Regions from separate parts of the Homo sapiens genome. Here region 2 is linked to region 1. A link is an interaction called in ENCODE POLR2A ChIA-PET data of the cell type or tissue named here. Cell type or tissue: MCF 10A. All regions are shown on one strand. Each heading gives the region's core, and the rest is flanking DNA. Links, peaks and the distances in the headings are about the cores only.

Evidence for each region. Peaks named below come from ENCODE experiments on the same cell type or tissue, not always from the same donor. Only the 100,000 strongest peaks of a DNase experiment are listed, where the experiment ranks them.
Region 2: POLR2A ChIA-PET joins it to region 1 with 5 read pairs; 1 of 35 experiments calls an interaction of 5 or more read pairs at or near these places.

Annotation. Positions count from the first base shown.
Region 1 is chr1:101,147,579-101,153,942 of GRCh38, reverse strand. LOC101928334 (a long non-coding RNA gene) reads right to left here and starts at 3,328. Exons shown (of 4, transcript XR_426738.4): 1 at 3,035-3,328. In MCF 10A, for the core only: no CTCF peak of the experiment used is centred there; a DNase peak (open chromatin) is centred at 3,062.
Region 2 is chr1:100,582,273-100,588,636 of GRCh38, reverse strand. It overlaps the pseudogene RPL7AP17. Among named protein-coding and RNA genes, the nearest start is that of GPR88, 47 kb to the right of the region's middle. RefSeq lists a cis regulatory region at 5,485-5,498 and an enhancer at 5,420-5,564. In MCF 10A, for the core only: no CTCF peak of the experiment used is centred there; a DNase peak (open chromatin) is centred at 3,566.

The DNA.
Region 1 (6,364 bases), core at 725-4,724:
AAGTGCCTCATACTTAATACTTACTACATAATAATACTTACTACAGAGTCACACTCTCAGTGGGCACACAGCAAATGTCAACTGACTCAATGACCTTTTCCCAACCCTTTGTATCAAGAGAGTCAGTATTAAATGTCATCAAATCCTATTTCACAGTGAAAGTTGATTGAACATGCAGTTTAGAGGGGAATTTTTAACTTAACACGTAACTAAAATTACTTCAGCAGTTGCTGTGTAGCATTGATTTGAGGCAAACTTCTGATTAATAAATTGAAACCTTTCAAAATGAAATCTTAAGAAAGAAAAATAGAAAAAATACAATAAAGTTTTTGTTAAATATTTTGCTCTTTGTCTAATTTTTCACTATATAAATACTGCTAATAGATATTTTTATAAAAATAAAAATAAACCATTAATACCCCAAAGAAAGCTGCATACCTTGTTAAAATCTGTTTTGTCACTTTCCCTTAAGCTTTCTTATTGTAAGTATTTATTTTTATCTAGATTTATTTAGTGAACAGACTGAGTTATTTAAATTCTCTTCATCATTGTATCTCCAGTTGTGTCCATATTTATCCAATTCCCCATCTCCAGTGAAGGCTTGTCTGGGTTTAGTTCAGCCTGAAAGAGGCCAAGAAAGAAGACAGGAGTGTCTCTTGCCCCATACTATATAATGTGTGGAACAAGAGGGAAAGCATCAAAGGTTACCTGAAGAAAACACTGCTGAGGTAAGAACATCTCAGGGTCCAAATGCTCATCTAAACAAGGCGGACCTAGGTGGTCAATGAGATCCTTGCTCATTAACTGGGAAACCAAGTGGCTAGAGAATAAAATGCAGGTCCAAATGGCTGGGCCACATTTTTGCATGTGTCTTAGCATCATGTTCTATGAGCAGATCCGGTTTATGTAATGAGGAGATCAAGATTGGGACAGATCATGTTCAAACATCCTCAACATGGGGCTACTAACATTTGTGTAATATTTTAAAGTTTTACGTATAGCAACTCAATGGAACATTGAGTTAACCCTAAGAGGTTGCTATTAATAGTAATCCATATTTAACAGATGAGAATAGGGCAGAGGAATGTGATGCCATTGTAGGACAGCATCTGGGGCTTGGCTTCCACTCATCTAGTTACTGAGAAGCACCCATGGCTCTGTCTCAGGGCAGGATCCCCTCTCCAGTTAGAGGAGCCAGTCTGTGAATGTGTTGCTTGCTGACGACCTGCCGACTGGCACTACTCAGAGAAGAAGCAGTGAAACGAACTGCATTCAGGCTGAGAGGAGCATGGGGCCTGGGAGGTCTTGGTGAAAGTTTTAAGATCTGTTTCTCACTTAAGAGGTTCTAGAAGAAAGGCAGTAGGAAGTAGTAGCCAAGTGTGAGACTTCATGAAGTTGTGCACTGATAGATCTCCAAATTGTTATTATTTTAAGACAGAGTCTCACTCTGTCATCCAGGCTGGAGTGCAGTGGCACGATCTCGGCTCACTGCAACCTCTGCCTCCCAGGTTCAAGAGATTCTCCTGCCGCAGCCTCCCGAGTAGCTGGGACTACAGGCGCCCGCCACCACACTCAGCTAATTTTTTGTATTTTTAGTAGAGTCGGGGTTTCATCCTGTTAGCCAGGATGGTCTTGATCTCCTGACCTCGTGATCCACCCGCCTCGGCCTCCCAAAGTGCGGGGATTACAGGCGTGAGCCACCACGCCTGGCCTCCAGATTATTTTTTAATAAAAGATTGCTGAGTGACTTTGGATATATAGCTCAGAAGCAATTCAAAGAGTTTAAGTAAAATTTCATCTCCAAAATAAACACACAAAAAAAGCCTTTCTTCAGTGCCATCTACTTATGTATATGGTAAGACTTCTCAGGACATGCATGTATAACAATATAAAATACGGACTATATCAATGCTGAAATTATCTCGTTCCAGCAATAAGCAATAACTATTCAGCAATAAATACACACAAACCGATTGTCAGGCAAAACAAGCCCTAAAACAACAGAAAATAAAAGAAGCAGAATTTTAAAAAATTAAAAAGCCCAATTCCCTGCACATTTATCTCATTAACAGATGTATTTCTAGTAAAATTACATTTACTTCTTAGTAAACATTTACTTACATTAACTCTTTTTGTCAATGTTTAAAATCATTTGGATCAATTATATACTGCTAATAATTGTAATGTGAGCCCTCTAGAAGTTTGGGTGTTATGATTACAGGGAAGTAAATTTACACAAATTTTTATTTATATAAATATTTTTGTTGAAGTGAAACATAGGGTCATCAATTTGTTCAAGCATAAACATATATTGGAACAAAATTCCTTGGCAAAGTGGAATGGAAACATGAGTTTAAGGAAAAAAATGATGTAAATATCTATTAAAGAAAGCTTAATAATATGTATAATGTGTTTTTAAATGGATAGTAGGGGTATTGAATTGCCATAACATTTAGATTACATTAGTTATTACTTAAAAAGTGATGTAACAGTTATATTTTTAAGGAGAATATTTACAACACCAGGGAAATCACATCCTCTGTGACTATTTGAACGTATAAGAAAAGTTTTCAGCTGTTAACAATGTGCAAGGGGGACACACCATATTTTTCAAAATTCTATTAGGCTGTATGTGAGCAGGAAAAATTAAAGCCCGCTATGCTACAGGAACACATCACTAGCTCTAGTATTTTCACAAGAAATGCAGACATTTCTGAAAGTATCTCCAAAACCTACTGAAGAAAGCAGAAGACAATACCTTGAGAGCACAAAATCATGGCAATTCATCCCCAAAGCGAATATGACCAACCTAAAAATTCCTATCTCAGCTAAAATCTCCACAGTTTTCTGTTGGATTCTTCTGCTACTACATCTTAAAACCCACTGGTCAGCTCACCATACATATCATTCAAAAGATAAGAATGTGGGAAGTTGATGTAAAGTTATCACGCAGTGATAAGCCAGAGTATAACTTATATGACAAAGAAACACACATACATGCGATCACATAATCTTTGATCCCAACGTAACTCACCTGGCTGATATGTGGGATTGCATCACAGTTTCCCGGGAGTTGCTCTTAAATGACTAGTTAGAAAGTTATTTACCCTGATGGAATGGCATAGGCCTAAATAAAAAAGACTGACATTGTACACAGGAATGAGACTTCAAACAGGAAATGACAATCTCTCTGTGTGTCTTAATTTATCTTTGGGGAAAATTGACAAAGTTAAAATGGAATTAAATTTTAATGAAAATTCGTAGAGAAAAAGTATTAAAAACAACTTTGCCGGGGCTATTAGAACATGGAGTTCTGCTACAAAAATGCTCGGAAAAAGTTTTACAATTTAAACACATTGGAACTCCCCAGTGTAAAACACTCTAAGCTAAATTATGGGAAAAGTCAATGTTGTATCAGCACCAAACAATCACCCTGCATAAGAATGAAAAGAAGGAAATGTTGTTCTGAATAGCTTGCCAAGGCTAAAGAAAAGTAGAACAGTTGTCGCAGACGAAGTGGTTGTGAGTAATAGCCCAAAAGGATGTATTCTAATTTGTGTTTGCCACTTAAATTATGAAATAGGTCATTATCTTCAAACTTAAGGTAAATAGCACTGGATTAGAGAAAAATAGAGACAGGAAGAGAGGGAAAAAGGAAAAAGGGCATAACAGGTAATTGTGATAAATGCATATTAATTTTTAGGCTTTTCTCAGTCAATAGATCTTATAATCCATTGTGGGTACACAAATGCTATGTTTTTTCTTTCCAATATTTGATGTGAGATAAAAATTAGATTAAGTGTAAAAACTAGATCTGGGCACCCCTATAGTAAGAATATTGAATTGTATCTCTTATGTAGCATTCCGTAACCCACTTTAATATTTGCTTTAACAACTTGACTACTCTCATATTTGTCATCAATTGGGTACCCAGTGCAAGAATTTTTAAGCAAAATTACTTGATAGTTTAGTATAAAAGCAGTGGTCTCCAACCTTTCTAAGCATAATATTTTTAAGCTTATTATTTTGGAAAATAAAAAAAAAAATCCTAAGTTAGAGACTGTTTAACAAACCTCCATGTATCCATCACCCAGCTTTAACAATTATCATCTCATGACCCACCTTATTTTATCTGTGCTTTACTTACTCATCCCACTTCAGATTATTCTGAAGCAAATCTAAGATATGAGATGATTTATTTTTGTTCTTAATAGAAAATATTTGAGGGCCCTTCCATATCACATTACGATGGTTGCATTTTTAATACCACTCAGTTAAAACTCCACATGAACATGAGGATTATTGCTCCCTCCTCCTTTCTTTACTACAACTCTGTGCCGCCTTCCCCATCTCAAAGGTATGTAGCCCATGAGTGGGGAATCCCTGGCACAATGAAAGTAGCTGCTAGCATCACTCACATTTGTGCTTGTTTAATAGCACATAAACATAAACTCACAACACAAACACTGCTTCTACTGCTTTATTTCTCAGGAATATATTTGTCATTACAGGTTTACAAGCAGAGTAGAAAATATAGCATTAGAATTCTCAACAGAACTTTTTCTCTTTATCCACCAGACTGATGTTTCTCTGCTAAAAATAAGTAACACAGGCTACTACTTTCTAAAAGTTGTTGCTCTCCAACATGTGTTTAGACAGCTTTATGACGTTGACATTTTTACCTGTGGAAAAAAAATCCAACTCCTGTGAGCTAGAAATCTTTGCACAATACAGCTTGAGAGCTGGCCTGCTTGTTGGCAGTCTCCCCGAGGAGCTAAGGAACAAATGAGCAAAGACTGTGTTCACACACTTGGAAATGACACAGGCCTGAGAAAGCTCCTTGTCTCACTACACCATGTGCACTTCCTTTAGATGAAAAACGAATATTCAGTGTTATTAAACCAGGACTTCAGTTACATATAGAATTCACTTTTGTATGAGAAAAGCAACAAAAAAAAGACCTGTTTTTTTTCCATATGAAACAGATAGTTTCTTTTGTTTTCTTGGTAAGGGGCACTAAACAAAATTCTTTCTTGATTTCTGCTCAGTGCACACATACAGCACTGATTAATGCTAATGGGATTCAGACATTTTAAAAAGCGTGCACTCAATCTCAGGATTATAAATATCATCCAGAAAGTTTGTGATTGGAATTTATTGGCATGCATCTAATCTAGATCAATTTTAAGCCCTTAAACTTTTATGTTTAAATGAACAGAATTATCTCCATTAAATCATATTCAGTACTGCTTGTGGCTATATAAAGAGAAAAATTATAGTAGTGCTATGTTTGTACTTTATTAGAGAAAAAGCAATCTTCTCTAAATGAAATTATTCTTTTTCTAGTTTCATGGAATATCTTATTTTTTAATTTTAAATTTCCGAAACAAGATGTCATCATTTGAAGATTCCAGTTTGGGCTTTATTTTTCTAAACATGTCCATTATGGGGCTGAGTAAACAGAATACATAAGATAATGAAATCTTTCTTACATAATACAATGTTTTTCTAAACCACATTTCAAACATGAAATTAGACAATCTAGTTTTCCACCAGGGAAATTATTATCTGCTTTATATGTACCGTATTAATTAGATTAGGCCCAAATCCTAGTAGTTTGCATAATTATATTTAATTTGCCAGAAGGGGTCAAATTGTAGCATTGGATCTTAACTAAGAGATAATGCTGTTTAGTCAGAAAAAGTATATCACATTCTAGAAATACTCAAAAGTATTTGTAATGTTAGAATAATAAAATGTAGTGTTGTTCTCTTCAGAGGCCCAACTGTTTATATTTGAATAGTAAAAACCCCAGAAATGCACCTGGCTTAATATTTATAATCATGAAATATGGTTAAACGTTAGTTAGAAGCTCATTTATTTCATCTCCTTCCAATTTAGTGTCATTTCCTTAAATCTATTTTCTGATCATTTAGCCAATCTGTCATTAAGATATAAAATTTCAGACACTAAACTTTTGCCATTACTTCTTTCTCAGTATAATTCCTTCTCCTGGAGTTGATATGCTTTCTCTCTATTAAGTTACTTTTTTGACTCCTTATCTCCACATCTCAGAAATAAGATACTCTATTAACTTGCCATATAAAAAATCAACTGAAGAAGAGCTTTGGGAACTCATTTACAATGGAGCAAAAAGGATCACCAAAATTATGCAAAAAGGAAAAAGCTCGCTCAACAGGAATCTCAAGATGTTCCGGTAAAACAATATTCTTCCAGATTTTACTGGACACTGCTTTACTCCTGGGAAAAAAGTGCCCAAGCCAACTTTGTGATGTTTGGTATTCAGTGACTTTGGTATTCCACCAGCCACCCTGAAAATCATGCCAGTTATAAAGAGCCATGT
Region 2 (6,364 bases), core at 1,511-5,510, 570 kb after region 1:
ATATTAAGGCAGGTGCTATTATTCTCATCATTTTGTAGCTGAAGCAATTGCAGCACAGAAAACTTAAGTAACTTGCTTAAATTCACATATTTAGTAATAGGCAGAGGCAGGATTCAAACCTAGGTTGTATCTCTCCAGAGTATTCACTCTAAACCACTACACTTTTGCTTTTTATATAATCTTATTTGGTGTAATAAGGAAGGCGGCTATTGCAGAGGTCTAGGGGAGAAACAACAGTGGCATAAATTAGGATGGTGGCAATGGAGACAGAGAAAAGCTGCTGGATTTCAGATGTACTTTGGTAGTAGAATTTAGGACTTGATGATTGTATTAGTCCATTTTCATACTGCTAAGAAAAAATACCTGAGACTAGGTATTTTATAAAGAAAAAGAGGTTTAATGGACTCATAGTTCAACATGGCTGGAGAGGCCTCACAATCATGGCAGAAGGCAAAGGAGGAGCAAAGGCACATCTTACATGGTAGCAGGCAAGAGAGAATGAGAGCCAAGTGGAAGGGGAAACCCCTTATAAAAACCATCAAATCTCATGAGACTCATTCACTACCACAAGAACAGTATGGGTGAAATCACCTCTATGATTCAATTATCCCCCACTCGGTCCCTCCCACAACACGTGGGAATTATGGAAGCTACATTTCTAGATGAGATTTGGGTGGGGACACAGCCAAACCATATCAATTATGCAGCAGATATAGCCGGTGAGGAAAAGAGAGGAATGAAAGATGGCTCTTAATAACAAACCAGGTGGGTGGCACTGACATTTATTAAGCTAAGGAAGACTGGTAGAGACGAGAAATTAGTTGTAAGAGTAAAAAAAATAAAGAGTTTTGACTTAGCTGTTTTAACTTGGACATGTCAAGTAAACTTTTAGGTAAGTCTGGAGCTCAGAGGGATGGATATAAAAATTTGGAAGACATCTGCATAAAGAAGGTGTTTAAAGCCTTGATAATAGACAAGGCAACCTAGGGGGAGAGTTTAGAGAAAGAAATAAAGAGGGCCTGAGAATAATCCCTTAGGAACAGCAATATTTAAAGCTGTTTAGAGAAGAACAAAGAGATATGAGATGCTTTGGACAGTGAAATGGAGGGAGCAGGAAAGGATGATGACAGAAAATCCAAGACAGGAGAGGGCTTCTTAAAAAAGGCAGTTGTCACCCTGTCCTCCAACTGCCTAAGGTGCTGAAAGGAAAGGAGGCCAAGGGGAAGAAAGTGGCACCCACCCCTGCTGTCATGAAGAAGCAGGAGGCCAAGAAGGTGGGAAGTCCCTGTTTGAGAAAAGGCCTAAGAATTTTGGCACTGGACAGGATATCCCGCACGAAAGGGACCTCACCTGCTTTGTCAAATGGCCCCGCTACATGCAGTTGCGGCGGCAAAGGGCTATCCTCCATGAGCGGCCGAAAGTTCCTCCTGCCATTAACCAGCTCACTCAGGCCTTGGACTGCCAGTTACTCAACTGCTTAAGCTGGCCCACAAGTGCAATCCAGAGACAAAGCAAGGGAAGAAGCAGAGACTGTTGGCCTGGGCTGAGAAGAGAGCTGACAGCAAAGGGGCTCTCCCCATTAAGAGACCACCTGTCCTTCAAGCAATTTCAATACTATCACCACCGTGGTAGAGAACAAGAAGTCTCAACTGGTGGTGACTGAACACGATGAGGATCCCATCAAGCTGGTTGTCTTTCTGCCTGCCCTGTGTTGTAAAATATGGGTCCCTTACTGCCTTATCAAGGGGAAGGCAAGACTGGGACGTCTAGTCCACAGGAAGACCTGCACCACTGTCGCCTTCACACAGTTTAACTGGGAAGACAGAGGAGTTTTGATGAAGCTGATGGAAGCTATCAGGACCAATGACAATGACAGATATGATGAGATCTGCCACCACTGGGAAAGCAATGTCCTGGGTCCTAAATCTGTGGCTTACATTGCCAAGCAGGAAAAGGCAAAAGCTGAAACACTTGCTACTAAACTTGGTTAACCATACACTGTTGAGTTTTCTGTACAGAAAAATAAGAATAATTCTCCCAGGCAACATAATGAGATCCATCTCTATAAAACAAATAAATTAGCCAGGCATGGTGGTGTGTGCCTGTAGCCCCAGCTACTCTGGAGGCTGAGGTAGGAGAATCACTTGAGCCTGGGAGGTCAAGGCTGCAGTGAGCCATGATCAAGCCACTGCACTCCAGCCTGGGCAACATTAAATAAATAAATAAATAAGTAAATATAATTTTAAAAAAAATAAAAATTTGCCTTCAAAAACAGGGAGGTTGTCAACATGTCATATGCTGCTGAGAAGTCTAACAGGGTAAATTAAATCACCTATATCACTTGACTCCAGTGTCTCCACAAAGCTCTCATCCCTTAAGACACTTCCACTCAGCTCCCAGATGTATAAAAGTCCATATTTAGACCTCCATCCTTTTTTTATTACATTCAATGTCTCATGAGTGAAATATCAAATTGAGTCACTTCTAGCCCCTAGAGGGAATACATTTCAGATCATGTCTGGATATTGGAGATTTGATAAAGAAAAAGAGAGACAGAGAGGGAGAGAGAGATGAGTATGGGCTAGTGACAGTACTGTTAAAGTTGGAATGAGAGAAAGGCAGAAACAAGGAGCATGGAAGATATCAAAAGGCAACCGCAGCTATTTTACACATTTGTCTGGGGCCTGCTCACTCCACTGAGTCATTCCTGTTTCATGCTGGTATTCTGGCTGACATTTGGTTTGATACATGAGTATAAAATCTCCCTTATCCCCTTCAGGGGATGCTCTCTTTCTACCTGATACACCATTGGTAATGAAGTTCTTGATGAACCCTCTTCACAGTCTTTATTACATCTAGGATATTATATATCCTAATCTACTTGAGGTAGGATTAATGACATAATAAGGAACAAAACTTTTATTAATATATAAACACTATATGATGCTATCATTTGATTGATGGAGACATAGAGACTGAGAAAGATGTCCCAGGTGACTTGTATCTTCAGACCCACCCACAACCCAAACTAGACCAATCCACAGCCTTCAGAAGAGTGAGTTTGCCAGAAGGAGACTCTATTCCTAGTGGATACCAGATAGAGGTGGATTCCAGCTGCACACATGGACCTGAACCATTGGTGTTTAAATTCTCTAAATTCCTCTTTGATCTTTCACGGGTCTTGAGGGAAGAGTTAAGATTAAAACTGGTTCACCTTTAGTGTCAAAAATTTCCACAGTAAATGGGTTCCAACCACTTGATTGGGGTAAGGGGGCAAAAAATGCCATTTGTCAAAGTACTTAATTTTTTAGAAACCCTATTTTCATGTGTCTTTGTAGGAACAAAACAAAGGCAGCTAGTATCCTCTTTATGACTCATAGTTAGGAAAACATTGATGTTATGTAACAAGTGTTTCTTAACAATAGAAAATTCTCCTAAAATGAATGAACAAACTAACAAATTAATGAATGAAGGAAGAAGTTACACCACATATTGGCTTCTTATAGGAGTCACTTCCAATGACTGTGACTCTCTCTAGACTCAGAACAGGGTATAAGATTGGGACAGACAGGACAGGAATGCAGGAAAAGCTACAAGAGGTATAAACAAAGAGACCTTGGCCTCTGGGTAATGGGGGTGACTGTGCTCTGGACATTTGTCCTTGTGGAGTCTTTTAGGCAACCACAGCCAACTGTTCTCAAATCCCTTACCAGAGGATAAAATTTCCCTGACTGTGCAAAAATGAAGCAGCTGATAGCCTCCCTAAGGATGTATTTTTGAAAGGCAAGCATTTCGCCTCTTCAGAGCAACCCCCTTCAGAGAAGGTTAGCATTCCTGGAGAAGCTCCAGATTGCCCAGAAACTCTGTGTCCCTGGAGTCTGAACAGAGCAACAATATGGAGACAATTCAACAAGATTTCTTTAAAAAAAAAAAAAAAGCCTTTCATTTGATGCCTAGATGACTACAAAGAGGAAGGTAGCTGAGACACGTGAGGACAGTCGCTATTCCTAGAGCCTTGGAACTGCAGGAAGTCAATGGCAGAGCCAGAATTGGGATTTGGCTTTCAGGTGACTGTACCAAGCAGAAGTCCTCTCCATTTTTGTAATTAATCAGTGGCATTTCTATATAAGCCCTACATTGCTCCTAAATTGCCCTCATGGTACAATACATCTAATTGTTTGATGGATCTGCCTCATGGAAATACTGCTTTGAAAAGATCACATAGCCAAAAGTGAGAATAAATTGTCCTGCTTCAGGACTTTCTTCATGTTCTTCCCTCACCTGCAAAAGAAAGAACCCTCTTCCATCTCCACCTATGAACAGTGGTCATTTTGTCTAGAATTATCTTTTGTCCCTAATACTTTGAAGCAATGTGGGATAGGGAAAAAGAGTTAAGAAGTCAGATAACTGGTTTAGAGCCCCAACTCTACCATTTACTAATTACTTGATCTCAGATAAGTTCCTTAACTTAGCCTCGATTTCCTAACATGTAAAATGAATCTAAGAATGTGTACTACACAGAATTGCTGTGAGTATTGCATAAGATCATACACGCATGCTCTTCATCACGCTGTCGGCACTTGAGAAGCACTGTTAGTGCTGCTTCCATTCTGTTCCCAACACCACGATGAATCCAACCAGAAATGACTTTACATTTCCTACCCGTTCCCAGAGTGCTTCTTATTTACCAGTTTATAGAACCCTTATCTAATCTTGTCTCAGCCTCTCTACTACTCTAAAAACTCCTTGAGGGCATCAAATGTATAATGTACAATTTCATCATTTCCCTACTGCCCAGCATGCACATTCACATGAAAAGGGCTCAGTGAACATTTATTAAATAAATCTTTCTCTTTTATCGGGACAAATCAGTAGGTAGACCTTCCTCATATCATTCTTACTTCCTTTCCACCTGTCAGTCTTTACCTAGAGAAAGGAATAAAGAAGTCAGCCAATAAATGAGATGGAGAGAGGAAGGCACTAGCACTTATGGCATGCCTACTATGTGTCAGGGTTTTTACAGTCAGATCTTATTTATTTCTCACATCAAGGCTCCTTTAGCCCCGATTTACAGAAAGGAAACTGACTAAGAAATATAAATAATTTGCCCAGGCTTTCACAAATTATAATAGCCTTTTAATTACCTTAATTGAAATGGGCTCTGTGAAAAATGAAAAGAAATTGAGGGAGAGACACCAGGTTGGTTCCAGAGTCCCTAGCAATCATTAGTTCTTACCAGCTCTCTATTTTGCCAGACACTATCTACAAGTGACAATAATAACTGATTATCTGCTAGCAAGTTGGCCAATTTATAAACTGTCAATTTTTCTCCTTTAAAAAAAAAAAGCCCCAAAAAAGCAGCTTCCCAGAACCCACAATCCCCCTCTCTTTGCTCAAGTTCAAAATCCCATGGTTACCTTTTGTCTCATTCCAAAGTGCAAGGCCCTTTGCCCAGTTGAGAGATAGAGATGTTATTTTTAAGGCTGAACTTTGCACTCTCAGCAGTCCTGCCTTAGAATCAAGAACAGTCTGTTCAGAAGCCCCTGGGGCTTCACAATCCAAACAAACGTGAGGCTCAGGTTCACCTCCCCCATCTCAGAGGAAAGGGTCCAGAGAAGCACAGAAATGAAGCAGTCCTTCCCCAACACGAAAACTTCAGATTTCCCTCCAATGTTTCTTTATTTCCAATTTTTTACTTACTTAATAAGAAAACCTTATTTAGGTCCTAATGGTCTTTGGCATCCTCCTAAACAGAGGCAAGCACAGATTGTATGTGACATGAGGCAACTGTAGTAGCCTGGGCCCAGGGATCAGTGGGGTGAGGTAAGAGAAGGAGCCCAGTATCAGGGAGTAAGTGCCCAAGATTATTTTGAAATAAAAATCTAGAATCCACACACCTAGATATGGAGATTCTCTCAGGTTATATAGTCATGATGTCTAGGGTTTTTTTACACGGAGTCGAAGCCAAGTGGTTGATGTAGAAGCTGGCTCAAGTTGTGGAGTACTTACTACCCCTTCCATTCTCTTCTGTGGCCTGAACTTGTGGCTGGTTCCCAGCCCCTCACAGCCTCACAATCTTGGCTTGTCTCCTCAGAACCTCTCTGCTCCTCTCCTCCCTTTTCCATTTGGGGATTTCATTCAACACCACATTTATATTTTATCTCATAACATTTTCTTTCTCTCATAAAAAAAATGTTTATTTGAGGGTTCTGCTTCACTTCACCATTTGTTTCTACCTGTGAACCACATGAAATTCACCCTACATCCTTATATTTTCATGATTTTGTATGCCTATTTGAATTTCAAATTGCAAAATTTGATTTTACAAACACAAGATTTTACATCTTGGTTCCCAGTCCATGGG